Regions from separate parts of the Mus musculus genome. Here all the other regions are linked to region 3. A link is a loop called in an ENCODE intact Hi-C map of the cell type or tissue named here. Cell type or tissue: left cerebral cortex. All regions are shown on one strand. Region 1 overlaps Arhgap42 (Rho GTPase activating protein 42). Region 2 has its middle 74 kb from the start of Gm22815. Region 3 holds the start of Arhgap42 (Rho GTPase activating protein 42). Region 4 overlaps Arhgap42 (Rho GTPase activating protein 42). Region 5 overlaps Arhgap42 (Rho GTPase activating protein 42). Region 6 has its middle 63 kb from the start of Gm22815.

What was found. Peaks named below come from ENCODE experiments on the same cell type or tissue, not always from the same donor. Only the 100,000 strongest peaks of a DNase experiment are listed, where the experiment ranks them.
Region 1: a loop joins it to region 3, with 2.2 times the contacts of the local background. A loop is called at or near these places in 5 of 42 quality-filtered maps.
Region 2: it touches region 3 in a loop (3-fold over the local background); 9 of 42 quality-filtered maps call a loop at or near these places.
Region 4: a loop joins it to region 3, with 2.1 times the contacts of the local background. A loop is called at or near these places in 5 of 42 quality-filtered maps.
Region 5: it touches region 3 in a loop (3-fold over the local background); 9 of 42 quality-filtered maps call a loop at or near these places.
Region 6: it touches region 3 in a loop (2.3-fold over the local background); 9 of 42 quality-filtered maps call a loop at or near these places.

What each region holds. Positions count from the first base shown.
Region 1 is chr9:9,098,255-9,103,254 of GRCm38, reverse strand. All of the region lies in intron 4 of Arhgap42 (Rho GTPase activating protein 42), which reads left to right. Among named protein-coding and RNA genes, the nearest start is that of Gm16833, 140 kb to the left of the region's middle. In left cerebral cortex, no CTCF peak of the experiment used is centred here; DNase peaks (open chromatin) are centred at 949, 1,219 and 2,069; H3K27ac peaks cover 1,490 bases.
Region 2 is chr9:9,373,363-9,378,362 of GRCm38, reverse strand. No RefSeq gene overlaps it. Among named protein-coding and RNA genes, the nearest start is that of Gm22815, 74 kb to the right of the region's middle. In left cerebral cortex, CTCF peaks have their summits at 1,530 (motif pointing left) and 2,885 (motif pointing right); DNase peaks (open chromatin) are centred at 895, 1,236, 1,519 and 2,894.
Region 3 is chr9:9,235,672-9,240,671 of GRCm38, reverse strand. It overlaps Arhgap42 (Rho GTPase activating protein 42), which reads left to right and starts at 1,645. Exons shown (of 24, transcript NM_001372563.1): 1 at 1,645-2,046. The coding sequence starts at 1,893. It overlaps Gm16833 (predicted gene, 16833), which reads right to left and starts at 4,384. Exons shown (of 4, transcript NR_045754.1): 1 at 4,221-4,384; 2 at 3,961-4,047. In left cerebral cortex, a CTCF peak has its summit at 2,158; DNase peaks (open chromatin) are centred at 1,690, 1,989, 2,088 and 3,283; H3K4me3 peaks cover 2,321 bases; H3K27ac peaks cover 1,104 bases.
Region 4 is chr9:9,107,101-9,112,100 of GRCm38, reverse strand. All of the region lies in intron 4 of Arhgap42 (Rho GTPase activating protein 42), which reads left to right. Among named protein-coding and RNA genes, the nearest start is that of Gm16833, 130 kb to the left of the region's middle. In left cerebral cortex, no CTCF peak of the experiment used is centred here; DNase peaks (open chromatin) are centred at 2,963 and 3,896.
Region 5 is chr9:9,049,314-9,054,313 of GRCm38, reverse strand. All of the region lies in intron 6 of Arhgap42 (Rho GTPase activating protein 42), which reads left to right. Among named protein-coding and RNA genes, the nearest start is that of Pgr, 150 kb to the right of the region's middle. In left cerebral cortex, CTCF peaks have their summits at 2,974 and 4,904 (motif pointing left); DNase peaks (open chromatin) are centred at 1,212, 2,968, 4,325 and 4,920; H3K27ac peaks cover 320 bases.
Region 6 is chr9:9,361,914-9,366,913 of GRCm38, reverse strand. No RefSeq gene overlaps it. Among named protein-coding and RNA genes, the nearest start is that of Gm22815, 63 kb to the right of the region's middle. In left cerebral cortex, no CTCF peak of the experiment used is centred here; no DNase peak of the experiment used is centred here.

The DNA of each region.
Region 1 (5,000 bases), 140 kb after region 3:
CTGCTGCTTTGGTTGATGCTTATCCCTGTGACGGTGGACATCTTCCTGGAACAGAAGATGGTAGTCTTTCTGTCTGTCTAGTTGCCCTTCCCCACATGTAGATCCTTGATTTAGCCTTACAACCCTAACCAATTCTGTTGGCCTTTAATCCACCAGGGTAACCTCTGCTTGTTCTCTCTCCTCTTGTCTACACAGACACGAGGCACAGAGAGACACAGACAGACAGATACACACAGAAACACTGACAGATAGGCAGACACAGATACACATATACACATACACACATGCACACAGACACACAGACAGATGCACAGACAGACAGAGATGTGCAAACAGTTTCACTTCCCGCCTGATCTGAGCTCCTCCATGTTATGTTACCCTGTATTCTCCTGTCTCCTTCATCTTTTAGGATTCTTTTCCCTTGCTCTCATGGTTTTCAGCTGAGAAAGTCATTAAGCAAGAGGCATGAAGTCTAAAACAAAACTTGGATTCAAATGGCCAGCTTGTGTTTTAGCCTGGGATCCAGAGGTCTTTGCTCTGAGTGGAGACTTGCCTCATCCATACACTGCCTGTAGCCCAGGTCACAAGGTTTCATTTATTGTCCAACTTAGCTGCTCCGGTTGGTGTATTCATTTAGAAATGCCCAGTAGTTGGTACAGAGACATATGGTGTAGATATTGGTATTGGTGTAATTTCTGTCTGCTTCCTCATTAATATTAAAATTCTGAAGGTTAGTAGCCTTTGATACTTGATTTGGGAGATGAATGGATATTAACTATCTTTTCCCTTGTACAATGTTGGTGACTGAAAACAGACCTTGGACATGCCAGGAAAAGATTATACCAGTCAGCTGGAACCTCATAGACAAGTGAAGAGACAGTTTTAGTACTTGGGGTTGCAGAAAGTAATGATGTGCTTTGTGGCTCTGTGTGTGGGACCTAGACAACTGCAGAAGTAGGCGTAGTTGTCAGAATGCAGTATAATTTTAGAGGACACTATCTAGGGTGGTTTATTTTGTCTAGACGACACTCAAATGTTTAATGCTTGAAATTGAACAGTTTGTACCTGGAGCTCTTCCTTATAACTCAGTTGCAATATAATTAACACCTAAAGGAGGCAATCTGTTTGTTTCTTTTCTTTTTGTTGTGACCAGATACCCGACAAGAGCCCACTTCAGTGGGGAAGGGTTTCTTTGGCTCATTGTTTGAGGGTGTAGGCTGTAGCTGGGAAGGTGCGATGATAGCATGGCTGGTGGTTGGCTGTCACAGATGGCCCATGAGGCTGCTTGCTCACTTCTCTAGGAAGCAGGAAGTGGGGAAATGTGGGTGCCCTGAACATTTCCTCCCTTTTCCTCTTTCATTCACTCTAAGATGGCAGCCCACAGGATGTTGCTACCCACATCCAGGACAGGTCTTCCTGCTTCAGCTAACCCTTTCTGGAAAACGTCCTTCCAGATGCAAAAGAGTGATTTACAAATGCCTTCGCGGTTTCGTAACCCAGTCAAGCTGTTCATTAAAACTAGTCACCACGGGCACAATTAGAAGACTGTGTGCACTTCAGAAGCATCTGCCTTGGTTTCTTTGAGAAAGCAGTCTGGGGCGGTTCAGGCTGCCTGACCAGTGAGCCCTAGGGATCTTCTTTTCTCCGCCTCGTCAGCTCCGGAATTACATGCACGTACCATCACTCCTGGCATTTTAAAATGGATCCTTAAGCTTTTGAACAATCTGTCAAGGCTAGTTGGTTTGCCTTTGTTTTAGCATAAGCTATAATGGTCCTTCAGAATACCTCAAAACTGAATCAATGTAACATTTTCTTCCCCTTTTAATCTGTCACGTTTATTTTCTGAGGGCCTTCTTTAGTACAACCTAGGAATTCATCTTCACAAGCAAGTCTATAAAACTAATGAATAAAAAATGCTGAAATGATCCATTTACTGTTAGCTAGCAAGTTGGCACAAAAATGTTTGGTGGGAGCCAGAGGGGAATCTTGCTGATGACGTCACCAACGATGACATCACCCAGGCTGAGCTCTAGAACTTTGCAGAGTTTTGTCAGGTCCTCTCTCTGTACACTTCCCTCCCAATTTATGCATTCCAGTGTGACTTTTCCATAGTGAAATTTATGGCTCCTATTTCAAAATGTTTCCAAAATCTCTGTCGGTGTTCTCCCCCAGAGAACCAACAGTGACTCAGAGCAACTTTGAGATTCAGGAGAAATGTGAAATATTTTCTGTTTGTGTTTTGAGGATGGGCTCTCAAAAAACTGTCAGAATTCTGCCTCAGTCTCCAGGGTGGACAGACTGCAAAAAGCAATTCTAAGACTGCAAAAACACTGAGGGATGCTCTGTGTGGTGGCTGAAGCATGCGATACCAGAATATAGGAGAGAGTGATCAAAACTTTGTCTGTTATACATCAAGTTCATGTCTCAAACACACAAACAAGCAAAAACAGTGTAGAAAATCAGGGCCTGGGTGGTCATGGAAACCTGGAAAGAGGGTTTTTAATACGATCTTTTATTGAGTTTTCAGAATTTCATGCATATTTATGATCAGTTTTGATCGTGTTTACTCTGTCCCTCTAATTCATCACAGAACCAGCTGTCCCTACTCTTCCCTAGTTTGTATTTACTTTTGAAAAATTAGTTAGTTATTCCATGATCCAATGAGTCCAATTTGTGCTACCCATATATTCCTCATGTAAGGTCTACTGAAACTTGCTATCCAGAGGCTACACCCTTAGGAAAACTTCCCCCAGCAGCCACCTAATGTGAGCAGCTTCTCCACTATCAGTAGACTAACAAGCTTCCCAAACCTGGAAAATTGATTGGCTCAGTTTTGTTCAGACAACTACAGATGCTGTAGTCCCATCCAGAACTTAAGATTTTGCTTTTCTCCAGTCCTTTGTAACTTCTGACTCTTCTATATCTCCTTCTGAGAAGGTCCATGAATCTTGGGGGACAGCATATAATATAGATGTCCCATGTGTGGCTTAGGACCCTATAGACAATTAGTCTCTATGTTTTGGCCATTCTGAAAATGCTTCAGTATTTTGGGTTAATGGTCTTGCTGAGTTGAAGCCAACCCATTTCCCTTGCTTCCTGGTTATTTGTCTAGAAACATGACCGGCTATACTTAGAATGATTGAATTTGTTCATTCGTTCAACTGCCAGTTGGTCTAAGGCTGCTTTGGCAGCACCCAAAGATGGTCCAGTTGTGCCACAGGCAGACAAGGGAGTGCTTATAAAATTCTGGGATTGCAAATTTTCTTAGACTCCAAAGCTTTGGTTCCTCTGTTCCTCCCATGACACATGCTTGAGAGAAGGACATAGCCTAGCGGTCACTTTCCCTTGACATCTTAGAACTGAGCACAGTAAGTCTAATGTTGAACCATTGGGTAGATTTTATAAAAGCAGTTCATATGTATACAGAGCAAATTGTGTTGGTCACAGCTTAATCTTCTATGGAATCTTATGGAATTTTTTTTTTTATATTGACCACTTTCTTAGGTTATTTATAAGGATTTGCCATACTGCTTTTTAAAATAGGCAAAGAGGAGTTGGTAAGATGGCTCAGCCAAGATGGGCTAGTGAGATAGCTTGGTGGTAAAGCCACTTGCCGTCAAGACTTACAACCTAAACTCAATCTGTGGGGCCCACTGTTTCCTGAACCCGTGGTGTATTCCAATCTCAGTGTTCATAGAGTCTGTTAAGTCAGGCTCACCATGTGGCTGGGATAGCTACAGGCAGTTTCTTTTCCTTCCATTTAGAAAGCCTTTCACTTAGCTTTCATCAAGTGGTTGCATTATTTTGTATCTATATAAACTTGAAATTGGTTTCTAAACCTTTTTTTATATCATAAACTTTTCCCCTAAATTTGTTTTAACATGTTTTGTTGTTGGCTAGCATATATAATTGCTTTGGTCAATTAAAAAATAACAAAAAGATCATAGAGGTCTATAATTGCCAAGTTAAGTTCAGATTGGGATTTTATAGTTTTTATTGCAACTACAAAGGTTAATAATGAAATTCTTTAAATTAGTCTGAAAGGACTATAGCCACAGCAAAGTTATAAATGTACATGGAGCTCAAGCTACAAAATGTGAAACCTTTTAAAGTTCCCACAACAACTAAAGTGCTTTGGGGCCACCTTGACACCCTCATCTAATTCACTGTAGCCAAGTTGTTCCCAGTGGGCTAAGTTAGAGGCAATAGGACAAGATGAATTCCGTACCCTTTCCAGCACGTGCACCGGTCATACATATGTGGACCCTTTAAGTCCTAAGAGTAACATCTTTACGACTTGAAATTGTGTAACCTTGGATAAGTAAATATAATAGCAATTTTTTTAAAAGATTTTGTTTTTTAAATGACATGTTTGTGTGTTTCTGAGAATGCGCACATGAGAACAGTACCTCCAGAGGCCAGAAGAGAGCAAAGGGTGCCTCAGGAGCTGGGGTAATAAGGTTCTGGGGGCTAGAAGAGAACTGTGGTCCTCAGCATGAATGTCAGCAAGTGCTCTTAACCCCTGAGCTATCTCTTCAGCCCAGATCTTGAAGGATTTTGATGAAACCATATGACACTGGTGATGTGACAGGGTCTTATGTATTATGAAATGTATGTTATAAGTCATTACTTTTTTAAAAAAAGTTATTTATTTATTTATTTATTTATTTATTTATTTATTTATTTTATGTATATAAGTAGACTGTAGCTGTACTGATGGTTTTGAGCCATCATGTGGTTGCTGGGAATTTGAATTCAGAATCTCTACTCGCTTCTGTCGGCCTAAAATTTTATTTATTATTATATCTAAGTACACTTTAGCTGTCTTCAGATGTACCAGAAGAGGGCGTCAGATCTCATTACAGATGGTTGTGAGCCACCATGTGGTTGCTGGGATTTGAACTCAGGACCTTTTAAAGAGCAGTCAGTGCTCTTAACCACAGAGCCATCTCCCCAGCCCAAGTCAACTTTTCAATCTTTGATTTCTTGATTTATTGAAT
Region 2 (5,000 bases), 140 kb before region 3:
TGCCAGGGAGCAAAGATACTTGAATAATAGTCCTGGTTAATACCTCAGGAGAAGTACTGCACTGGGCAAGTTCATTCAGGCTCTGGGACTCAGATCCTCCTTTTGTGACATGTGGCAGATGAGTTGGTGTAAGGACATTCTGGCTTTGTCATCTGAGGTTGATTAGACTAATTGGGCAGGCTGCAGATGTCAGCCATGTTTTCAGTTTATCTTAGGATCCTTAGGGAGCTAATGGAGGCTTAAAAATAGGAGCCATATACAATGCATTGTGGCCAGACAAGAAGAAATCCAACAGTTTGACTAACAATTAGCCAAATGCTGTTTAACTAAATTCAGTTGCCAAACTTAAGGCAAATTTTGGTTCCAATCACCAGCTGAGGAGAATCAGGACAAAAGCAGGTCCAGAGCCATTTATTCTTCAAATAAGTAGCTGAATTCAACAAGCAAAATCATGAATAAAGGCCATTTCATTCCAGACTATCAGTTATTCCAAGTACTTAAATCATTGTACCTATATTTAAGTGTTAGAACAGGAATTCTACACCTGTGAAGCCAATTCAAGCCTCAGCATACACTATGGCTATGCTCAACGTGTTAAATGTGATTCATATTAACAGTCTCCTCTCTGAATTAACAAGAAGCACCCACTGTCGCTAAATGTTTTCTTCCTTCTTTTTATTGTTTTGCATGTAGATTTTTGCCTGCGTGTATGTCCATATATCGCATGTGTGTAGTGCCAGAAGAGGCCAGAAAAGGGAATCTGTTCCTTGCGACTGGAATTACACTTCTGTGACCAGCCATGTGGGTGCAGAGATTCAAGCCTGAGTTCTCTGCAAGAGCAGCAGGTGCTCTTAACCATTGAGCCATCACTCCAGCCTCAACCTCCCCCTTCTAGCTGCTTTACATTTGCGGTCTTAGTTTACTCCAGAAGAAACCATGAGAAATTACCACTGCCATTTACAAACTAGAAAGCTGACTCACACTAGTGAATTCATCTCTCAGATATTACCCCAGTGGCTGAGATAGATTTTGGTCTCTGATCTCCCTGACATCTTCAGACCCTTCACAAAAGATGGGCTGGGGGCCACTGGATATCATTGTCCCTCTTCCCAACAATGAATAAATCTTCATTTTCTCAGTGGCATGTGGAGGATGGGTGAGCAAACCTGTTTTGTTCGATCTGCTAAGTCCACTAATGCTCTCAACCTGAGTATCATACACATGCAGTGAGATGATTGGGCTTCCACCACCCTCAGAAAATGTGTCTAGTAAATCATCTCAACTATAGCCTTCTGTGTATTTATACATGACCAGTTTTATATTTTGGATGCATACAATTAAGATATGCTTGCTTGATACAGGTTCAGGGGCTACTGAGTATCTACAAATCTAATCAATTCATAGATGTCCTTAGGTTCAAGACTATATCCTGTATATGAATATTTTTGAATCAATTTATAAAAATAAGGTCAGAGACAGAAAAATACACTTGTGACTGCATTTTTTGGTACAACAGTGACATCTTGTGGGAAAAACTTAGTGTGTCTAAATGGTTCTGAGTACTTCAAAAGTAGCTTTTCTCTTCAGGAAGTGAGAACTGGATTGAATTTGAGATTCAAATTTGAATTTGAGACCATTGACATACAGATCACCCTCTATGACTTTAATATCGCACATCATCTTTTAATAAAATAGCAAAATGTTTCAGAATTGTGCATTAGCTGATGTTGAAGGAAGAGAGATTTTTCCTGCAGCTGTTTAAGTCAGTGAAATCTGAGAAAAGGATTGTCTCTGATTTTAGAGGGGAGAAGGGTGGTTCTGTCTGAGAGTGCTCTGTGATAATTTACTTTGAAAGCACGTAAAAAGTACTTGTCTTCTACATACACCGCTCAAACACAAACACAAACACACACACACACACACACACACACACACACACACACACACACACCAGGATATCTTTCCAAAGGCTGAAATGACTATGGCTCATTGGAGTCTGTAGCATAGGTACTTACTGAGCACGCAAGTTGGACAAAGCCTCGTGAAAGCTGTACTGTTTTGCTTCAGTAAGGACGGCCAGCCTGCCTAGCTGGCTAGGGCAGGTTGCTTAGGAGGCTAAGGGCTGATTTCACTCACATGGTGCTGATGTTTCTTCCTCTGACTGTTGGGGAACAGACAGAAGCCTGGCTTTCTTTGTTTTTCTCCTGTCTCCACATTCCTGTTTTCTTTTATGTTGCGTTTTCTTAGTGTTTATGTATTTTCTTAATAAGAGGGATAGTGGGTATGTGCACAGGAATGTAGAGTCCTCTGAGGAAGAAGAGGGTATCTGTTCATGTAGAGCAGCAGTTGCAGGCAGTTGGAGACAGCCAGCGTGAGTGCTGGGATCTGTCTCTGGTCCTCTACAATAACAGCCATTGATTTTCATATCTTGAGGGACATTCTGAGTACACAATGTTTTATTAACCCATCTGATACAACAAATATACATTTGTATGTTATATACTTATCATACTTGCCATCTGACTCTTATCAATAATACTATGTGGTGTTTTCCAGTTGTGGTGTCTCTGATCTCCAACACTCAGGAGACAGAGTAGGTGGATCTCTATGAGTCTCAAGCCAGCCTCACCTACATAAAGAGTTCCAGGCCAGCCAAGAGGCTATAGAGTGAGACCCTTAATAAATAAATAAATAAATAAATAAATAAATAAATAAATTTTATTTATACGTGCGCATATACTATATGACATATAATGTGGTTATTGCACTAAGGTACTAAGAAAAGAAAGCATTCTATGCTTTTGTCACTATATCTCTCTGCTAAGTCAGAGCAAATGTAAAACCCATTTGCTTTCACCTGCTTTACTAGTCACTACTTATGTCCACAAGGGGGCACCCAAGGACTGAGCGTAGAATGTTTGCTGTGAATAAAACATGCTTCTATTAAAATAAGACTATAGCATCTTCCATCAAAAAAAAATCTCATTGTGTTTTGTGGCATAGATAGTCAAAAATTGCTTGATGATTATTTCATAATGAAGTTAGTAAATATGCATACACTTCCTATTAAAATGTTAAATTAAAACACTTTCTTTTCCTTCTGATACAAGACAGCAGCTAATTCTGTAATTAGAATTAAATTTGCAAATGCCAAGCATAATAATGGCAATTATGCATCAAATTGTATTTGCAACTGCACCTGCTTACTTTTTTTTTTTTTTTTTCTTTTTTTTGGTTTTTCGAGACAGGGTTTCTCTGTATAGCCCTGGCTGTCCTGGAACTCACTTTGTAGACCAGGCTGGTCTCGAACTCAGAAATCCGCCTGTCTCTGCCTCCTGAGTGCTGGGATTAAAGGAGTGCACTACCACACCTGGCTACCTGCCTACACTTTAAAAGTTAGTGAGCAACAACAAACCAATAATTGAGCACTGGAGAAGGAAGTAGAATTCAGCTAGGGAGTCCGTGGGGTGAGTTATGATAAATCTGCCTTCTTCCTCCTTCTTTTCTCCCTATTCTTTCGTCCTTTCCCTCCTCTCTGTCCCCTTTCTCTCTGTCCCTTTCCCGCTTCCTTCTCTCTGTCTCCTCCTCTCCCCCCTCTGTCCCTCTCTCCTTTCTTCTTTCCTCTCTCTCCCTTGCCCTTTGTTTCTCCTTGTCTCCCCTCTATCTTTTCCCTCACCTTCTCTCTCGCTTCCCATCTTTTGCACCTTTCCTCCCCTTCCCAAACTCTCCATCTCCCTGGTCTCCTCCATCCCTTTCTTCCTTCTCTCTTTTTATGTCTCCCAGTCTCTCTTCTTCCTCTCCCTACTCTGACTCTCTCTCCCTCCCCTTTTCTCCTAGTGTTCACAGTATATCCCTCAAGGTGGGATGGAGCAACCTTTGTTCTCTACCGAACATACGGTCAAACTCTTAGAGGACTGCCCCTTAAACAAGTCCTTGAACAAGACCTTCCTCTCCCACTCCCACCAGAAGGCATCAATTGTGAAGAGTTACTCTTTCTCATTTCCATCACACTTTTTAGGAGTTCTCTTTGGTGGCTTCCTGTCTAGGTTTTTATTTAAGGAGTGGGGATGGGGATTGAGAGAGTAGGGGTTACCACAGAAGCCTGCCATGCCTCTCCCTCTCAACTGTGTGCCTGTATCATCAAAATCACAGCAAAAGTAGTCCTCAGTCTTTACAGTCAGCAGGAGCACAGATGAATGTCCTCCACTTAGTTTCTGGTAGCAGCACAGACCACAAACATAGACTCCTGATGCTGCAGAACCACAGACCCAGACAAGGCCTTCGGAGGTTGCCTGACCATTGACATCAGCATGGCCTTCCATGCAGGCCATCCACTTCAATATGGCCCCTAACAGCAGCACGACAACTGGGCATCCACATGGCTTCAGCACACACCACTGACAGCCACGTGGCCTTCAGTGGTAACATGGTCCACAAACATCAACACAGATCCAGACACGGCCCTCAGCAGCAGCATAGGCTAGATATCACAAGGCCTCAGATAGCAGAGCAAGCCACTCACATCAGTATGGCCTCCTGCAGCAGCATAACACAAAGACATGGACATGACCTCAGGCATACTCTTGATCTCTTTAAAAAAAATACTTATTTACAGAATTGGGATAGATGGAATTCTCAAATCATATTTTATTTTTATTTTCTTAATGTTTCACTTTTTTGCAGTCACTCAGAACTAGAAACACAGCCACAAAACCTAAACCATATGGAGAAAAACTAAGCCAAAGGCCAACAAAATCCTGATTGCCAATAATGATTTAGAGCAGTTTTTATCAATCAGTCACTCAGTAACAATGAGCACACATTTTTACCAAATCTCTCTAGCATCACAAATACCTATAGCATGGTAGAGATGGAACATCCCAGCAAACCCAGGTAGAAAGGACTTTGCACCTCTTCTTCCAGCATTGGCTGGTTTAGTTGACCATATATCTCTATCAACCTGGAGAAACACAAAATAGAAAGGACACTAGGAAGGCCTC
Region 3 (5,000 bases):
ATCTATGAAACTGACAGACAAGCTCCACACTCAGAAATTAAAATAGCTAAGATGAGGGCTGGCAAGACGGCTCAGCTGACAAAAGTGATTGCTGCTAGGCCAGAGAATCTGAGTTCAATCCCTGGTTTATCCCTTGTGGAAGGAACCAGTTACAGCCGAGTGTCCCTTGACTTCCACTGTTCAGATGTGTGTTCCCATCCCTAGAAATAAATATCACAAAAAGAAAATGTATAGAACTGTCATCACACATTTCTAAAGTGTGCAGACTCGTACTAAAAATATGGATGTAAGCTTTTAAAATGAGAATTTAAAAAAAGTCATCAAGCATACTGTTTACATGGTTTTGTCTGTTTTAAAGTTTACATGCTATTTTTGCTTTTTGTTTTGTTTTGTTGTTTTGTTTGTTTGGTTTTTCGAGACAGGGTTTTTCTGGGTAGCCCTGGCTGTCCTGGAACTCACTCTGTAGACCAGGCTGGCCTCGAACTCAGAAATCCACCTGCCTCTGCCTTCCGAGTGCTGGGATTAAAGGCATGCACCACCATTCCTGGCTGTTTACATGCTACTTTTAATGTTATTGTATGGCTGAAAAAAATTGCAGCTAAAGGTTCCTGAAATTTAATTGGGAAAAAATGTAAAGCACTTCAGTGGATTTTCCCATGATTTGTACAAGTTTCTTTTTTCCTTCCTTCCTTTCTTTTTTAAAAACAGATGGTTCAAATATACAAAGCAGTGGAAATGTAGAAATTAAAAACAGATCCTTAAGAAAAGTAACGGAGTTCTCAAAAAAGCTACAGGTGAGTGCAGGATGACATAAAATAGTAGGTTATTTTGTTGTCAGGGTTTCAACAGAACGCACATTTATTAGGTCAACCTCTGCTAATTGACTCTTTGCAGGAATTCATATATATATATTCATCTCAGAGACAGTGTTTCTCTGTGTAGTCCATGTTGGCCTTGAACTCTTGGCAATTCTCCTGCTTCAGCCAGTTGAATGCAGGTATTACCTACCACCACCACCAAAGGAATTAATGATTCCTTTGAAATGCTTGATCAGGTCAAGTCGATGAAAGTCTCTGAACTTGTAGGTCCACCCACCCAGGTGTCAATTAGAGACACTAAAACAGGGGTATATAACATGTGAAATGAGTTAATAAAATCAATTCCCCTTTCTTACAGACTGAGGGATAACACCCAACACACCTCACTGATGGGTCAATGCAGCGGGGTTGGGAGTCAGGCGGGACATCCTTTCTATTTTGGACTTATGGGCAGGACCCTGAAGTGAAACTTGAACCGGCTGGGAAGTGGTAGTTCCCGCAGGGGTTAACGTGGGAGTCAGACTGTTCCTGAGGGGGACGCTGGGGGTTGGAGATGGTTTGGGGCGCACAGGGCCTGGCGCTCTCAGTGGGCCCAGACGGGGACGGGTAGGAATCGGGTGAGGCTACAACACAGCAGTGCTGGGTGCGGGGAGCAAAGTGCGCACCGCAGGGACCGGGCGGGGACCGGGCGGGGACAGCGAGGGGCGGGGAGGGTGGAGGAGGGTCTGCCCGGGAGCTGCAGGCCGGCCCGCGTGCGCTCCGCACAGGGGGCGGGTTTCCCTACGGGCCCGAGTCGCCGTGAGGCGCCGCCAGCTAAGCGCGCGCCACTGTCCCCAGGGTCAGCGAGTGACGCTGTCAGAAGACTCCTCTGCGCTACAGCTTGTAGCCTCGCCACCCCCACGGTGCGAGCGAGCGACGATGCGAGCCGGTGACAGCGCCCGGAGCCTCCGCCCGGCCTCGGGGCAGCTGCACTGAGCCCGGCGCGCGGGGCCCAGTCCTCCGCTCTCCCCAGCGCTCCCCCGCGTTCGCAGTGTCCCCGCACCCGCCGCAGCTAGCGGCCGCCGCGCCTGGGCCATGGGGCTGCCCACTCTGGAGTTCAGCGATTCGTATTTGGACAGCCCGGATTTTAGGGAGCGATTGCAGTGTCACGAGATCGAGCTGGAGAGAACCAACAAGTTCATCAAAGAGCTGCTGAAGGATGGCTCTCTGCTCATCGGGGCGCTGAGAAGTGAGTGACGGGCCCCCAAGTGTGCAAGACCCCATGGGGTGCGGGACCCTGGTTGGGAAGCCCCAGACCGAACTTCTTTTGTTTGAATGGATTGGGGACAAAAGCTGAAGAGCTCCCCTGCTGGTGGCCAACAAAGTCTGTTCTTAGTGGTGCGGATTTACTTCCCAGGCAACACTGGGGAGGAAAAGTTTCCCCTACAGCCCTTGAGAGTCAACTTTTGAGACTTGTCAGTGAAAAGTTGGTAGAGACTTTCACTTTTGTTTGTTGTTGCTAAAGTTTCGGTGCCTGGTTGTTGTTGTTGTTGTTTTTGGTGGGGGGTTGGTTTTGTTGTTGTTGTTTTAAATTGTTTTGATTTTTCGTTTTAAGGTGGTGGAGAGAGCCACGCCAGTCAGGGCAACAGAGTGAGACCCTGTCTCATAAACAAAACAAACAAACCAAACAACAACAACAACAAATCAAAGCAAGCCAAACTCTCTGGGAAGAGTGGAAACAAGGGAGTCTGGAGAGTTAAAGTGAAGCTAGTGAATTTAATAATACTTTAGGAAAAGTAATTTCATACAACAATGACTCGTCATTGATTTGACCTTTTAAAAATACACGTCTGCAGTTTGGCCATTGGTAAGCTGTTTGGACCCAATAGGGTACCCGTGTATTTTAAAGCCCTTGTGAGTGTTCTGTTCGTATTAAATTTTGGCTTGCATCGTGTGGTGTGCAGTGTTGGTCATTGGTGAGAGCTCAGGTCTACATTCAGTCAGACCTGGTAGATGTCAGTATCTTTCCCACACTTCTCCCTTCAGGATATTCTTTACTCGTTTCTCCTTTAGAACTTCCCCTTCCATTATTACAACTCAAGCTTTCTCATACTGAGAACCAAGTGGATTACTTAGTACACGCTAAACGTTAACCATTGCCTTTCCCAGAATCCACTTGTGTCTTACATGGAAAATTGGGAAGGCTTCAGCTTCTGAAAAGAGAAGTGCTTCGGACTCTGGCCTCTTATGAGGGCGCTTACAGGATGGAGAGGCCTCTGGGTGATCTGGTAGTCCCCAGGACATGTTCAGGGTTGCTGTAATTGCACAGATGGAATGCCCATTGTCAATTAATTGGGATTTGAGACTACTATGATAATGATTATTTACTGTGGTTTGTGACAATGTGCAATGCTTCTTTGCAGTTCCTTGAGTTGTTACTAGGGAACCCTCCTCGCCAGGGATGCCTCCTCATAGAGGCTAAACCATTCCTGGTGTGTTATGCTAGGCAGGCTGACTACACTTGGGATCTCAGGTGCTCTGCATTTGGTGTTTCGCACGTTGGAAATACTTCCTGACACGTGTGTTTTTTCACTGGTGCTGTTGCACACTTCCCTGGGATTCTTCAGCTTAGCTTTATAAAGGCAATGTGTTTCTCAGCCCTGTTAGAGCTGTTCTGTCATGCACACCAGAGGAAGTGGTGAGTGTATCAAGACCTAGAGAATAACAGGAATGCCCAACCTTCTGATATTGTTATTTGAAGATCTACTGTTCTGCATCCACAGCTACCCTGAGACAAATGCAGCCTGTAGGCTGGCCCTGACTAGGCTGGACATATTGAGACCCTGCCTCATGAAACCAGCCGTATGCCCTTAAATGTATAAACCTGTTATCTTTCCAGAATGCTGTGTGATGACAGTGCATTCTTTTTTTTTTTTTTTTTTTTTTTTGGGTTTTTGAGACAGGGTTTCTCTGAGTAGCCCTGGCTGTCCTGGAACTCACTTTGTAGACCAGGCTGGCCTCGAACTCAGAAATCCGCCTGCCTCTGCCTCCCAAGTGCTGGGACTAAAGGCGTGCACCACCACGCCCGGCATGACAGTGCATTCTTGTAACTAACACGCACTTATTACTTCTTTCATTATGAAAGAAATGTTTTATTTCTTACCAAAGAATTCCCAGAACTTGTGAGTTGGCTCGGTGGGTAACCATGCATGCCATGCAAGCCTGACCACTTGAGTTCACACTCCGGAACCTGTGGTGGAAGGAGAGAAGAAATTCCCAAGACACTTCAGATGATCACAGGCAAGCCAACACACACACACACACACACACACACACACACACACACACACCCCCCAGTATCAGCTATCAAATGGGGAAGCAAACAGTCCTTGAGGTCACAGTAGAGTACTGCCTGTTGCTCACCAATACAGTCTTCCGTATGGAGGATCCTTCAGGCCAGGCCACTGCTGCTAGACACCCTCCCTCTTAAGCTGCTGGGATCCCACTACCTTGTTTGAAGGTTCTGAAGTTGTCTTAGTGCTTTCCCAGTCTCACTGAGGGAGCCCTGATCCTCCAGTTGCCCTTCTGACTTTTCCTCACCTTTCTGAGGGGGTTTTCAACTAGTTTAATTGTTAAGCCTATGGTCCATTTCAGCATTTTAACTAAACATTGTTTCACTAATGATTTTCTAATATAACCCTGTTTAACTAATGATATCAGTGTCTGGTTTCTATTCTCAATTATATAGTAACTTTTTCTCTATGCATTGTGTTTGTTTGTTTGTTTGTTTGTGGCAGATCCTTATGTAGCCTAGGCTGGCTCTGAGCTCTCTATCTTGCTGTTTCTACCTCTGGAGTCCTGGTATTATTGTCTCACGGCACTATAATAATTGTACATACTTTTTTTGTTGTTGTTTTGGTTTTTATGTATAGCACGCCTGTTTCAATAAGATTACACACATGCTTCTTGACCCAAGTTTCTTTAGTTGATTGTAAGATTGCTCATATATTCAACTAGAAAGTTTTATTCTGTGGGCTTTTTGTGGTTGTTGATGTTGTTTCTTTGTACTTTGAGACAATGTGTCACGATGTAACTCAGATAGGCCTTGATTTAAAATGCATCTGTTACAAGTTCTCCAGTTCTGGGATCACAGGATTGTACTACCATACTGAGTTTAAAATTGTATTTTATGTGTAGGAATGT
Region 4 (5,000 bases), 130 kb after region 3:
AGAATGCATAGCTGTAATTGAAATAGAAGTGACTTTATGGAGTCCCAGGGATCATTTCTCAGTGTGCTCCCCTCTTGGGGTGCAGGGAGGAAAATGTAGCTCCCTACACCTGCAATCTTCTGACTCTTCAAAGCTCCCGTACTGCTCTTCAGAAAACTCCTTTGTGAAATATTCAATTCTACTATTAGCAAGTAGAGGATTATACAAAAACACAACTTAATTACCAAAAAACCTTAGGTACAGCCAAACCTCCTCATTTCAAACTCAAGTAGTTAATATGATTCCCTGACTGGTCCCTGAAATCTCTAGCACACACTAGATGCTCCACACTGACGACTTTTCTAGAGGAAAGAACTTAAAAAGTCCTGGCCATAAAAGTTGAAAGTTGCTTTTACTTTGGAAAGAAATGCTTTTGAAGATGCTGATTTTCATTTCTGAGAGTTTGATGGAAGGCATGTGAACATTTTTCTATGATTTGAATACAGAGCTAAACAATGCAATGGTAGTCGCTGCAAAGTGAACTCCATTCTTCTACAGTGACTTCATGTTGAAGACTGTAACAGAGCACAAGCATCCTTTTGCTCTGCCTGTAGTAGTTCTGAACATTTGCTTATTATTTTTAAATGTGTCTTGCATATGTTACTTTAGTTTGTAGCATCCTGAAGAGAAATCCAGGCAGAACTGCCAGAATTATGTCACAGCCACAGAGTCTGTCCATGTGAAAAATGGCTGTGGTCTGCTTTGTTGTCCTATGTATATACATGGCTTTAGATAATCTTGGAGAATTGTTGATGTTCTGAGTGGTAAGGCTTTTGTTCACCTTGTGATCTCTCATGCAGTGCAGTGGACAGTCTTGGACATGTGGTGAGATTAATCTGGAGGGAGGTGGTTTATGGTTCACAGTGCGGTTTTGGTAGCTTAAGTCTTACATTCTCTCCATTGCCGATAGGCCATGTAGATACTGGTCTGGTCTGGTTTCCATGTGCTGTTCATGGCTTCCCAGTGGAACTTTCTCCAGTTAATCATCATATTTGAGTTCTATAGGCAGATAAGAAGTCATTTATTAGCATTCCAAATCTATCAGCAAGTCTCTTTGTTGACATTATTTTCTTAAAGTTTTAGTTTTAATGATACTAGAGTGTGGGTCTCTGTGTGGGTATGTCCATGTAAGTGCAATTGCCCAAAGGAGACAGAAGAGGGCTTTATAACTCAGTGAGCTGGAGTGATAGATGGCTGTTAGCCATCTGACATGGATACTAGGCACTTAATACAGGACCTCTCTCTGAAAAAGCAGTATGTGTCCTTCCTTCCTTCCTCTCTCTCTCCCTCCCTCCCTCCCTCCCTCCCTTCCTCCTTTCTTTTCTTTCATTTTTTTTTTCAAGTTTTTACTTATAGGGTTTCTCTGTGTAGGTCTTGCTATCCTGGCACTTGCTTTGTAAGAGTAGGCTGGCCTCAAATTGACAGAAATTCACCTGCCTCTGCCTTTGAAGTCCTAAGATTAAAAGTGAGTGCCACCATGCCCTGCTCAGTACATGTTCTTAATGATTAAGTTATAGCAGTATCTTAGCTTGGACTTCTCAAGTTGCTTTTCTCTAAAAAAGTAGTCAGGTTGCACATCTCGTGTGTGCTGGAGGTTCCAGAGACCAGCTAGGGAATCATATTAACTAGCTGAGTTTGAAATGAGGAGGTTTGGCTGCACTTAAGATTTTGGTAATTCAAATGTATTTTGTATAATCCTCTACTTGCTAATAGTAGAATTGAATATTTCACAAAGGAGTTTTCTGTAGAGCAGTATGGGAGCCTAGAAGAGTGAGAAGACTGCTGGTGTGGGGAGCTATGTTCTCTTCACTGTACCCCCAGAGGGGAGCTCACTGAGAAATATAGACTGAACCTTCATCAGGAGAGCATAATACATGTTTGAAGCTGCAAAGTTTTGATTGCTAGTAATTGGTTATATTTGTAAATAATAACAAATAACCAAACACTTCCTAAGCACTTTGCACGTACACTCATCTCTCCTCACAGTCATCACCAGAGACAGGAAGCTGTTAGGTGGGGACGCTGCAGAATGTAGAAGTTAAGCAAATGGGCCGAGGTGGGGTCAGATTTTAAACACAGACGAGCGAATTCACATGACTGTTCAATAACACCAACATATTTTGGTAAATGCAAAAAATATTTCTTTCTTTATTCATCAAAATGAGTAATGCATGAGATCATTTGAAGAGTGAGGTTCTAGAAGTAAATTTTATGTTAGTACACAAACATGAAATCAAAGCTTCGCTAACTAAAAACTATCTTCTGAGCTTGAGTTTGTTTTCACATAGTAAGGGCCAAGAAGGTCCCCGCTTTTATTTCAGAGTTGCCAGTAGGTGTTACTGTTATGTGGGTTTTAACTGAGCAGGTCAGCACATATGTAGGTTACTTGGTCTCACGTTGTATCATAGAAGAGACATACCTGCGTTGATCACAGAGGTTGATAAAATGTGGTTCTCAGGTGTATCATGGATGGACATTGCTTGAGAAAGATACACTGCACAATTACAAAGCTCTACCCCACACAGCAGCTTTAGAGTAGCAGCCACTATTGTTTTTACACTACTCACCTGAAACTCCAAGAGATTAAGAGGCATTGCCTCTTTTTTAATTTAAATAAAACAAGAAATTAGGTGCTCATATTTTAATTTAATTAAACCTAAATTATAGAATTAATTACTACTGTTTTTTTCCTGTGAGCAATGCTGTAGATCACTGGATGAATTCCCATACTTAGGAATATTTTAAGTGTTCCCACAAGTTTTATTTTTGTTTTATCCTTCTGATCCATTTTTAGGTCCAATACATAATTTTTTAAAGTGCTAGAACCATGTACATGTGATATATATATATATAAGTTATAGTTGGTTATATGACAGTGGAGCCTTGCTGACGTCATGGTGGTATCTGTGCTATGAGATCTTGAGAAATACTGCTATATACTAAATTTATCTGCATTCCTTAGTGGTTAGGACTTAGATAGGAATCAAACTTGTTTTCTTGCAATGTGTGTTTTTTTTTTTTTTTTTTTTTAAACAAACCTAGTTCCTTTGGCAATTCTAGGAGAGTGGTTTCTTGATAAAATGGTGACAAATTTTGGAATGTTTGATTTGTTTTGAGACAGTGTTTCACAATGTACCTCCGGCTAGCCTAGAACTTGTTTTGTAGACCAGGCTGTTATGTAGATCAGGCTGGCTTCAAAGTCGCACAGAAAGGTCTGCTCTGGCATCCCAAGTGCTGGGACTGAAGAAGTCTCCTACCTCTCCTGGCTAAACTTAAATCTTTGCTTTCAGTGGGAACTAAACACTCCATAGATTGCCTTCTGGCCTCCGTATGCAAAGTCACACACATACAATGACAGCAATTAAACACATGTGCACAGACATAAAAATCCAAAATGAAACAGGTGTCCATGTAATGCCATTCATCACATTGTTTAATGAGATAAAAATAGAATATTAGAAACCTTGAAATTAGGTTCCCTTCACCTCTTGCCTAGCAGAGATTTTGGTGAGATTCTTATAAAGTTTCAGTCTCTTTATTCCAAAATTCTGAGACCCTTGGCATATAGACGCGATCATGTCCAGGCTGTCCTTCTTCCCCAGTTCTGAGTCATTGGAAATTTTATTAGCATGCTGTCATCTGTCCTAGACATTGAAATGTTCTGCAGAGAGTACTGAGCTGTTTCATTCTTAGCCCCAAGAGCACGCAGATAGCCTGTGTTGCTATCCTCAGCACACTCACAGTAATAGCAAATGTTGGAAATCAAGAGCTATGACGGAGCAGCTTTAATGCCGCACACAGGGCGGAGTATTCCCTAAACACTGGGGAAGAACAAATCCATTCTGATGATCAGTGGGGCTGGCAGAGGCCTGTGGCATGTTGGTATCTATCAGATGCAGGTCTAAGACTGGCAGAATCATGAGTGGGAAAGCACATGCATTTAATAGTCCTGGCATTCGGGAGGTAGACACTGGAGGAGTAGTATTTTCAAGGCAAGACTTAGATTCTGGGAGTTTGAAGCCAACCTGGGCTACATGAAACTCTGTCTCAAAAACTACAGCAAAATCAAATAGAACTGCTTGAAGATTTCCAATCAGTACCAAGGGGAACTAACCTCCCAGGTGAAGCAGAAGGCTGAGAAATGAGGAACTGCCACAGCTGAGAACATTTGTAAAATGTCTGAGGTGCTTCCTGCACACTGGAGGACTAGAGCTGTTGTTCTTGTTTTTAAGTTTTTAAAAATATGAACCACATTAAGTAATATGGTTTGCACCATAATTTAGCAAGTATGCTTGCTAACTGCACACTGCTGTTAGTTGTACTGTTCAAAACTAAACATATAAATCACCAGTGTCATACAATCCATGGAGTAACTAAGCCCTCTTAGAAGTCAGTGTGTATGTGCACATGTGTGTGTGTGTGTTTTGTGTGTGTGTGTGTGTGTGTGTGCATGTGAGTGTGTGTGTGTGTGTGTGTGATACATGTAAGTGAGTTCATGGCTATGCATGTACAGGCAGAAGGTCACTTGGGTTTCTTTCAGGTCATGGTTGTCTTTGCTCTGAGCTACTACTGTCTTGTTTCCAGTGAAGCACAGACTTTTTGAGTCTTCTGTCTTCCTTGCACTTGACGTTGGGTCTCAGGTTTCATGATGTGTCATGTTTCTCTGTCCCTGTCCTGTTTTTCTTTGTGTGTCTGCACAGGTCTCTACTGTGCCATGGTTTTCTGTGACTATAACGAGGGCCTGAGATCAGCCTTTCCTCTTTCATTTAATTTGGCTGTGGTTTCAGAGTTCAGTTCGTAGTCTTCTGGCTCTGTTGCCTTTGGTCCTGCCACAGGGCTACACACATGACAAAGGATGGCTGGCAGAAGAAGGTGCTCTCTTCTGAAGAAGAGGGAGGTCTGGAGTCCCAAGAACCATTTCAAGAACACACCTCTAGTTACCTAAGTTCTTTCAATGAAGC
Region 5 (5,000 bases), 190 kb after region 3:
AAAGGGCACTACTTATGATTCCTACTCCCCTCTTTCTGACTAAGCCCTGACAGAGAGCCCCATGATGAGGTTTTATTGGGTGTGTGTGTGTAAGATTTTGAAAAACTTTATATATGTGTATGTGTGTGTGTGTGCGCGCGCGCGTGTGTGTGCACACATGCACAAGCACACATGTGCATGCAACTTGGAGGCAAGAAGAGGGCATTAGATCCCTGAGAATCAGAGTTAACAGGTTGTGTGCCTCCTGATGTGGGTACTGGGAGCCAAACTTGTATCCTCTGGAAGAACTGGAAGCTCTCTTAACCACTGACCCATCCTCCTGCTGGCACACACTGTAGTTTAGAAAGCCACGCTTCTTACTTCTGCCCTAGGTGGAGAACTCCTGTAACACTTGCCAATAGGCATTTCTAAGTTAAGGCCTATTTTTAAACCACAGTATGAGAGTCCATAAATTTTGACAATTTAATTTTCCCTGTACATTTCTTCCACACATATTTACATGTCTTTCTGGCTCTGCCCACTAACTGTACAATTATTCCTTGTCTGAACTTGGGATGGTATTTTCTTATCTGTGTACCTTCTGGAGAGTGACTTAGGGATGGGCTGTTGCCACATCTGAGCTTTCTTATGGCTCATTCTGTCTGGAAACACTCAGGTATCTCTTTCTATGATATGATCTTAGTTGTATCAAAAGGAAAATTTATAATCATTTGTTCACAGATGGCAGGCAAAAGGTATGATTAGTATTCTTGAACTGTGGGGAAATGGAAGCCTCCATTCACTTGAAGTGTGTGTGTGTGTGTGTGTGTGTGTGTGTGTGTGTGTGTGTGTTTCCCCCTACCTTATCCCAAATTGTGACATCCCACTTACCCTTCTTGGCAAAGGTCTTTTTTATGACAGTCAATTTATTGCAGTATGTATATAAGGTTCCTGATGTGTGGGGAGGGAATCTATTCAGATATTCACCAATGCCTGTTTATTCCCTAGTTGTGAGACTCTTGAGAATCTTGTGAAGCATTGGTTAACCAGAGATTTGTGGTGTGTGTGGGAAGATATATGTGGTTCACTGTTTAGGGGGACTCAGTCCATTGTGATAGAGAATGCAAGGTAGCTGTGGGAGATGGCTCAGATCTGGGCAGAATAGAGAACTAGAAGCCAAGTGGATGGTAAACCATAAGTCTAACTTGCAGTGACTCATTTCCTCCAGCAGCATCCCACCTCCTGAAAGTTCCACAGCCTCCCTAACAGTGCTACCAGCTGAGAACCAAATGTGGCCATTCAAACTCTGCCATGGTCACTGATATGTATCTGTTTGTCAGTTCCCATCACAGTGAGCTGCCCATTTATGCTGTCTGGCATTAAGTTGGAATGACATAAGATGTGTAAGCCTTCCTACTCTATTTTTACTAAGAGCTCTTTGGTCAGCTAGTACTGCTTCCCATTCTATGTGAATTTACAATTTCTGGATTCTGCAAAGATGTGACGTGTGGTTTTGATTTTACCGTACTTGCCTTTCAATGTGGAGAAAATACCTTCTTAACAGTTTCAAGTTCTTCAAACTGTGAAAGGGAGAGATTTTATTTGTTTCAATTTTTAATTTATTTATGCTACATTCATGGTTTTCAAAATAAGTTTTGAATTAAATTTACCAAATTAGCTGGTAAGTATTTTATTCCTTTAAGGCAGTTGAAGATGGGAGTTTTCTTAATTTCATTTCAGATTGTCTGTTGTAGTGTATGCCAGTATAAACTCAGTCTTTGCACACTAATCTCACAGAAGTGGCTTATTAGTTCTATTAGTTTTCTTTAAAATGGATTCTTTAGTATTTTGTGTATACAAGTTCAGGGCAGTGGCAAATGGTTAGTTTTGCAATTTGCTTTGTACTCTAGATGTCTTGCATTTCCTTTTACACACATGTACTTTGGTGTGGAGTGTCCTCCACATGCCCATGTATTTTAATGCATGTCCCAGTTTCCAGAGGTTGTGGAACTATGAGAAGTTGGTGTGTGGCTGTGGGAAGTAGGGGCTTTGGAGCATCCTGCTGCAGCTGGTTCTGCCTCTTACTAGGCACTGCCCCCGCTCTATCATCTTACTTTATCCCACTGAGTTGTCTGTGTAGAGATGAGTAGCTAATGCATGCCCACGAATCCATTTGGATTTTAGTCAAGTGGCCACCAATAGGTGGGAAGATTATGAACGTTTATTTAGTTCTAAAAATTATCTAAAAACATGGTGTCATGATGTCAAGTATGATTAGTATTGTTGAACTGTGAGGAAATGGAAGCTTCCATTCACTTGAAGTGTGTGTGTGTGTGTGTGTGTGTGTTTCTCCTTACCTTATCCCAAATTGTGACATCCCACTTAAACTTCTTGGCACAGGTCTTTTTTATGACAGTCAATTTATTGCAGTATGTATATAAGTTTTGACTTTTGGTTTTGTTTGAGGGCTAATAAATAACAATTTAACTCTAAACACCATGGAAACAATAAAGTGTGACAGAGTTTCCTGGTACTAAACGAATGTGAATCTGGAGAAAAAGTACTTGCCACCAAGCCCTATTCCCTAAAACCCACATGGTAGAAGGAAAGTGCCAACTCCTTCTTGATTGTTCTGTACATGTGCACCGTGACACACTCACCCACTGCATGCACACATAGACACAAAATACTAAGTGTAAAATAAAATTATACATCAATTAGTCCTTATTATCATTTTTGTGAAGGTCACATTTACTCTATAGAGAGCTTAAGCCTTATTTCTTTTTGTTTGTTTGTTTGTTTGTTTGTTTGTTTGTTTGTTTTCCCCCATACTGACCAAAGATGACGAAGGTCTGGGAAGGGCAGGTGTCCATATTCCCTGGGTCTTTCTACTGACCGCCATTGGTTTACCACCATGGCATCTGTCTAGTGTGCCACCAGCCTGTACATGGACACACTCCTTTTTAAAACGTTGAGCTCTACCGCCATCTAGGGACTCTTCTTTCACACCCATTTTGTTTAGACTTTACCAAGCTTCTTCCAAGGAAATGCAGCATCAAGGAAAAAGGTGACCGCTCTTGGTGTGCCATTAATTAATATTTCAGATTTATTTATTTATTTTACTTTGTGTGTGTATAAGCTTAGTCTGCATGTATGTATGTGAACCATATATGTACCTAATACCCATGGAGGCCAAAAGAGGGCCACTAAATCCCTGGAAACCAGAGTTACAGCGTGTTATAAGCTGCCATTTGGAGGCTGGATGTCAGCATCCAGATCCTCTGCAAGAGCAGCTAGTACTCTTAACCTCTGAGCCATCTCTCGGTATGTAATTTTTATGTGCTTCAATAAAATTGTTCACTCCCTTCTGGGTGCTTAGAATGTGTTGGAAGAAAATGCATGCTTCCTATTACGACGTTCTACAGCCCCACTAATGAGGCTGGCAGGGGGATTTCTGTCTGTGGCAGTCGATGTGTTGGAAATGCTTAGGATACAGAGCAACCTCAGAGAGACAGAAGTGCTGGAATCATGACTTTTAAAGCTCAATTAGCAAACAGGTCTCAGTGGAGAGTGCTGGCTCGCCACAATCTCTATCAAATTACTTCCTTTCGAGTGACTTGACAAACATGTGACACTTCTGTATGCATCTAATTTTTTAATAGATAAACTAACTGTACTCCAGAGCCTCAAGCTAGACTCCAGGAATCCACACACACTATTTAGATGCCATGATATTTCTGACACAGTATGCCTTCCCGCTCCCATACTCTGAGAAGTCAGAATATTAGAAAAGTAGATTTAAGGGTGTTAGATATTTTGTAGGTTTTTGCAATGTTTTAAAAATATCTTCCCTGTAAATGTAATTAACTGGGTGGCTTCTGATGGCTTTGAAATGACCCACTACCTATGATGTCTAATCCTCAGTGGGAGAGTTTCACTGTGGGCCAATTACTGATGCCAACAGAGAAAATGCTCTTCTAATGGCTAGTCAGAGGACTGCTGTTAGTTAGGCATTTCAGAAGTATTTTAATGTTTTTTAATCTTTGAAAAAGTCTAGATCTACACATGCAGGGCCTACCTGGAAGTGTTTAAATTCAGCTTTAAGCCCCAGTTTGCTCTAAACTGGAGAATTAAGTTAAATGAAAAAAAAAAAACTTAAGAAATTATTTTTAGTGTTAAACTCCTAAAAATGAACCTAACTCAGAATGGAGTTGACTTGCATGTTGAAAGAAAAGCATGAAGTCATCATTCCCTAGTAGATCCGGCTCATACTCGAATTAGCAATCCCAACACACACATGGGATGACTCTTGGGTGTTCCTGCCTCCCCACACAGAGGAGGTGAGAGAAGCCACTCTCATAAGAAGATGGTTTCAAATAGCCTTTCTCTTTTTAATTTGAAAAATAACAAATGGTACAGTATAGGCTTCTTTTGAAGGTATTTTCCACTCTATTGCAGCAAGAAGCTGTAGGCTGACCGAGACAGTGGCTATGGCTATGGAATAAGACTGCAGGCAATTATATAAAGTACCAAATGAATCATTTTTTCTAGATAAACTTAGTAACATACATACTCATCCCATAATTTTATAAGTCCTCCTTATTTACAGATGTAAGCACAAAAGAATTTGTTATTTCAAGGCTAGGAATATGAAATTTCTTTTCTGAAGATTTTGCTCAGAGTAAAAATGATCATGTGATCCTATGTTCTGACTCAACTCTTTTTTTTTTTGTTTTTGTTTTTTTTTTTTTTTGTTTTGTTTTTGGTTTTTGGTTTTTCAAGACAGAGTTTCTCTATATAGCTCTGGCTGTCCTGGAACTAACTTTGTAGACCAGGCTGGCCTCGAACTCACTCTTAATCTGCTTTAAATTCTCCTTGAATAGACTTCCCTAGTCAAAACAGGATCTATACTGCCACCTGCTGGTAAATTTTCTTTTCTCCCTCTGGACAAATTGTTATTGACTGTGGCCAGCTCCTTCCTGGGATATCCTGCCCAGTCTCTAAATCTAATGCCTTTTCAC
Region 6 (5,000 bases), 130 kb before region 3:
AACTTTAAGAGCCAGTAAATGTCTTCAAAAAATTATAGAAGAAAACTTCCCTAACTTAAAGAAAGAGATGCCCATGAACATACAAGAAGCCTACAGAACTCCAAATAGATTGGACCAGAAAAGAAATTCCTCCCATCACATAACAAAACACCAAATGCACAAAACAAAGAAAGAATATTAAAAGCACTAAGGAAAAAAGGTCAAGTAACATATAAAGGCAAATCTATCAGAATTACACCAGACTTCTCAACAGAGATTATGAAAGCTAGAAGATCCTGGACAGATGTAACACAGACCTTCAGAGAACACAAATGCCTGCTAAGACTACTATACTCAGCAAAACTCTCAAATATGGTAATAGGTGGAGAAATCAAGATATTCAATGACAAAACCACATTTACACAATCTTTCCACAAATCCAGCCCTACAAAGGATAATAGATGGAAAACTCCAACACAAGGTAGGAAACTACACCCTAGAAAAAGCAATAAAGTAATCTTTCAACAAACTCAAAAGAAGATAGCCCACAAACATAATTCCACCTCTAACAACAAAAATAACAGGAAGCAACAATCACTATTCCTTAATATCTTTTAACATCAATGGACTCAATTCCCCAATATAAAGACATAGACTAACAGACTGGGTGCATAAACAGGACCCAACATTTTGCTGCATACAGGAAATGCACCTCAGTGTCAAAGACAAACACTACTTCAGAATAAAGGACTGGAAAACAATTTTCCAAGCAAATAATCCTAAGAAACAAGCTGGAGTAGCCATTCGAATATCCAGTAAAATCGTCCTTCAACAAAAAGTTAGGTAAAGATCATGGAATTCCCATGATACAACTCACGGACTATATGAAGCTCAAGAGGAAGGACGACCAAAGAGTGGATGCAACAGACCTACTTAGAAGGGGTAACAATATAATCAAAGGAAGTAGAAGGTGGGAGGGACTTGGGAGGAAGAAAGAAGGGGGAGGGGGGAAAGTGGGTCAGAATTAGGTATGGGAGGAGATGGAGGAGATGTACACAGGGTCAAGAAATTGACAGAGGTGTGTACCAATGTGAGTAGCTAGAGGAGAACCCTCATAGAAGGTGGGTAAGGGGGGATGGGATAGAGAATTCACAGAAGGAGAACCAGAAAAGGAGACTACATTTGAAATATAAACAAAATATCCAATCTAAAAAAAATAAAAATACAAAAAAAATTTTAAGGCTCAGCTCAAGACCATATTGTATGATCACTTCAGGCAGTAACATTATATAGCATTTTGCCTAATCCTAGGACTCTTGCTCAGTCACAGGTTTATTCATAGGAAACAATCAGCAAACCTGCCAAAACTTTGATTTGGTTTAATATTGGAGCCAGATGTTATCGCCATTTGGTGCTGAGAGAAGAAAATGGAGTGCAAGGAAGACTTCACAGTGATTCATTAAATGATCCAGAAGACTGAAATTGTTTGATTTCTCAACTGTTGAGCATTAAGCAATTGTTTCAGGACAAGCTCTTCGTGACTTCAGAACAACCTACTCAAAGGCATGGGAATTAAAATATCTCTTGGGGTACTCTGAGGTACACTCAAGTCTCAGAATCAGAAAGTTTATCTGACAAACTGTTTGAGAAACAATCTGAGAGGTTTTACTAAACTCCAAACTCCTCTGTGCACTTCAGTCACACCCAGACCTACAGAAGTGCAAGGCTACAGAGTCATCCCAAGTGCAAGGCCATACGGTCCAGTTGTTATACCAAGAATCAGGGCATCTTGGAAGGGCAGGCACCGAGCTGCCACATTGAGACTTCATAAATCAGTCTTTTGAATGAACTTGCACCATCTCTGCACAGAACTCAACCTTCTCAGAACTTGAAAACATGAACAACAGGAGCTGCAGAGATGACTGGGTGCTTATGAGAGCAAGCTGTTTTTAAAATGGACCCAGATTCAGTTCTCAGCACCCACATGGAGCAACTCACAACTGCCTATAATTCCAGTACCAGGAGATCCAAAACCCTCTTCTGCCCTTCAAGAGAACCTGAATATGTATGAACACAGTCATACACACGCACACACACTCATAGTAGTGGCTATGAAAATGGTTCAGTGGCTCACTTCTGTTCTAGTTCCTACTCCCCGGCTTTAATTCCCAGGACCTACATCAGGTGGTTCAGACCTACCTGTAATTCCAATTCCATGGAGTCCAAAGTTCTCTGGCCTCCTAAACACCCAATCTCATGTTGTGAACATATGTTCATTCAGGCCTACATACATACACATAAAATAAAGGGTAAAATATGTATAAAAATAAAAACTAGAAAGTTGTCTAGTGGGTGTAATGGGAAACATTTTGTATATAGGAAGAGATGTTTAGCACAGAAAATGTAATTTTAAGTAAACTTTGCCAAAAAATGTAGCAATGACTTCCTGATGAATACTTGACCATGATGTGTGTTCTGTGTGTGCAACTCTCTTCCACATGTTTTCATAGCACTAATTACCTAAGCAATTAGTTTTTATTAAAATCACCTCAGAACTAAAATTAAATTCACAAATGATGCTGGCAAGGCATAATCCCAGAGGCCCAAATCAGGTCATGATTAAACCACCATGTAAAACATTTAAGATTCCAATGATATCATTGGACCATGAGCATCAACAGCAAATCTTCACCTGCCAGTGACTGGTGGGGGACAGTAACCTCAACAATGCTGAGGTGCGAGTGGGCTGCTCTTCCCTGGAAGGCTGCCTGTCTGAGCCTCTCAGACACATTATCATTTCTCCATGAGATTTCCTCAGGTCTCAGCTCCCTAGGCAGCTCACAAGCTTACTTGAATCTGCCTAGATTTTCTTCCCTGACCCCCCCCCCTCTCTCAATATTTCTCCTCTTCCTTCCTCTTGCATTTCCCTTACTTTTAATTGCAGATTGAATGTTCAAACTGTTTTAATAATTTAATGTGTTAAAATGATGCTGTACACATTTTTATTTATCTCTTTACTTACGTGCTTATTTATTTATTTATTTATTTATTTACTTACTTACTTATTGACTTATTTGAGATAAGGACTTACTATGTAGCCCTGGTTGACCTGGAACTCCCTGTATAGACCAGGCTGGCCTCAAACTCACAGGGATCGGTCTGCCTCTGCCTCCCAGGTGCTGGAGTTAAGGACATGTATCATATTCTCACTTATATCTATCTGAAATATTTATGATTTATGAATGTAATAAGACATCTGAGATGTTCTACATAACCTGAACTATATTACATTACCTTTTAATTCTTTGAGGCTGAATATTTATTTCTTAAAAACAAGGGTTTTTAAGAAATGTTTTACTCAAGCTGTGACATCACCAGCTGCATCCTCCCTTTTCCCTGCCCACAAATCCTGTAGATCCCACACACCATCCCCTCCTAACCTCTTTCTCTCCATTTATCACTGTATCCCAGGCCCTACCTCCAACAGACCCCTTCCACTCAACTATAGGCCATGCCAGCCAGAAAAATGAGTAGGCTGCACACAAACCTTCCCCCAACACAGACCTCTCCCTGTTCCCCAAGACTAGTGTATCTAAACCTTAGGAAGTTAGAATGATGCTTTCAAAGCAATAACATAGCATAAATCCCACATATCATATATTCACATTGATTAATAATATATTAATTAATAATAGCAAAATTATTATTATTATTAACAGCAAAATTACAGTTATGAAGCAGCAATGGAATAATTTAGAGGTCATCACAACATGTGGAATGGTATTAAAGGACAGCAGCATTAGAAAAGCTGAGAACCACTGCCCTAGAGCCAATCCCTTGATCCTAGACCTAGAATCGCAACAAATCACCAGGTGCACCTGCCTGCATCTCCTGTGGATCCCATAGACCATGCCCTCCTATCTTCTCCCTGTCCATAACTGCATAGCATCCTCTAACACCTGTAGGCAGTCCCTGTGAACATACCGAGTAGGCCAATAAAATGGGCAACACTTGGCCATTATAGAAACCTAGGAATAAAACACCCACCCACAACACACTCAAAACTCAGCACCAAGATCTATAATCATCCCAAACCCAGATTCCTAGAAGCCAGCACTTCCACTAGAGCCCAGCCATCCTACTTCAGCAGGTCTTGGATATTTCAATTCAGCTGAAGGACAAGACCTTAAAACCAACTATACAAAGAAGATAGAGGTCCTTAAAGAGGAAATGCATAAATCCCTTAAGAAATCCAAGAAAACACTAACAATTGGAGGAAATGACTAAATCCCTTAAAGAAAACCAAGAAAATACAAGCAGATGAAGGAAACAAATAAAACTGTTCAAGGCCTGGAAATGGAAACAGAAGCAATAAAGAAAACACAGATTGAGTGAAGTCTGGAAATGAAAGATTAAGGAATTTGGACAGAAACTACAAAAGCAAGCATCACCAACAGAATACAAGAAATGGAAGGGGGAATCTTGGACATAAAAAATACAATAGGAGAAATTAATCCATTGGTCAAAGAAAATGTTAAATCTAGAAAATTCTTGGCACTAGGACATCTGAAGTACTATGAAAAGATGAAACCTAAGAAAAATAGAAATTGAAGAAGAATCCCAGCTCAAAGGCTCAGAAAATATTTTCAACAAAATCATGAAAGAAATTGTTCCTAACCTAAAAAATAAAATGCCTATAAAAGTAGAAACATACAGAATACCAAATAGATTGGACCAGAAAAGAAAGTCCTCTTGTTTTGGATGGCCCTAGTGTTGTCTGTGTTTTTCCAGGAGGGTTGTATGTAACGAGGAATGCGTCATGTACTCAGGTGACTTCTTGTGATGCATCTCCCAATGAATAAAGGAGCCAGTCACTGGGCAAGTAGGAACTTCTGGCTTGGACAGGGAAGAGAATAGGCAGAAGAGAAATAGGGGGGTTTGACAGGAACATAGAGGAGACAAGATGTCTCCCAGCTTATATGGCAAATCCCCTAGGATTCACCACTGAAGGATTTAGATTT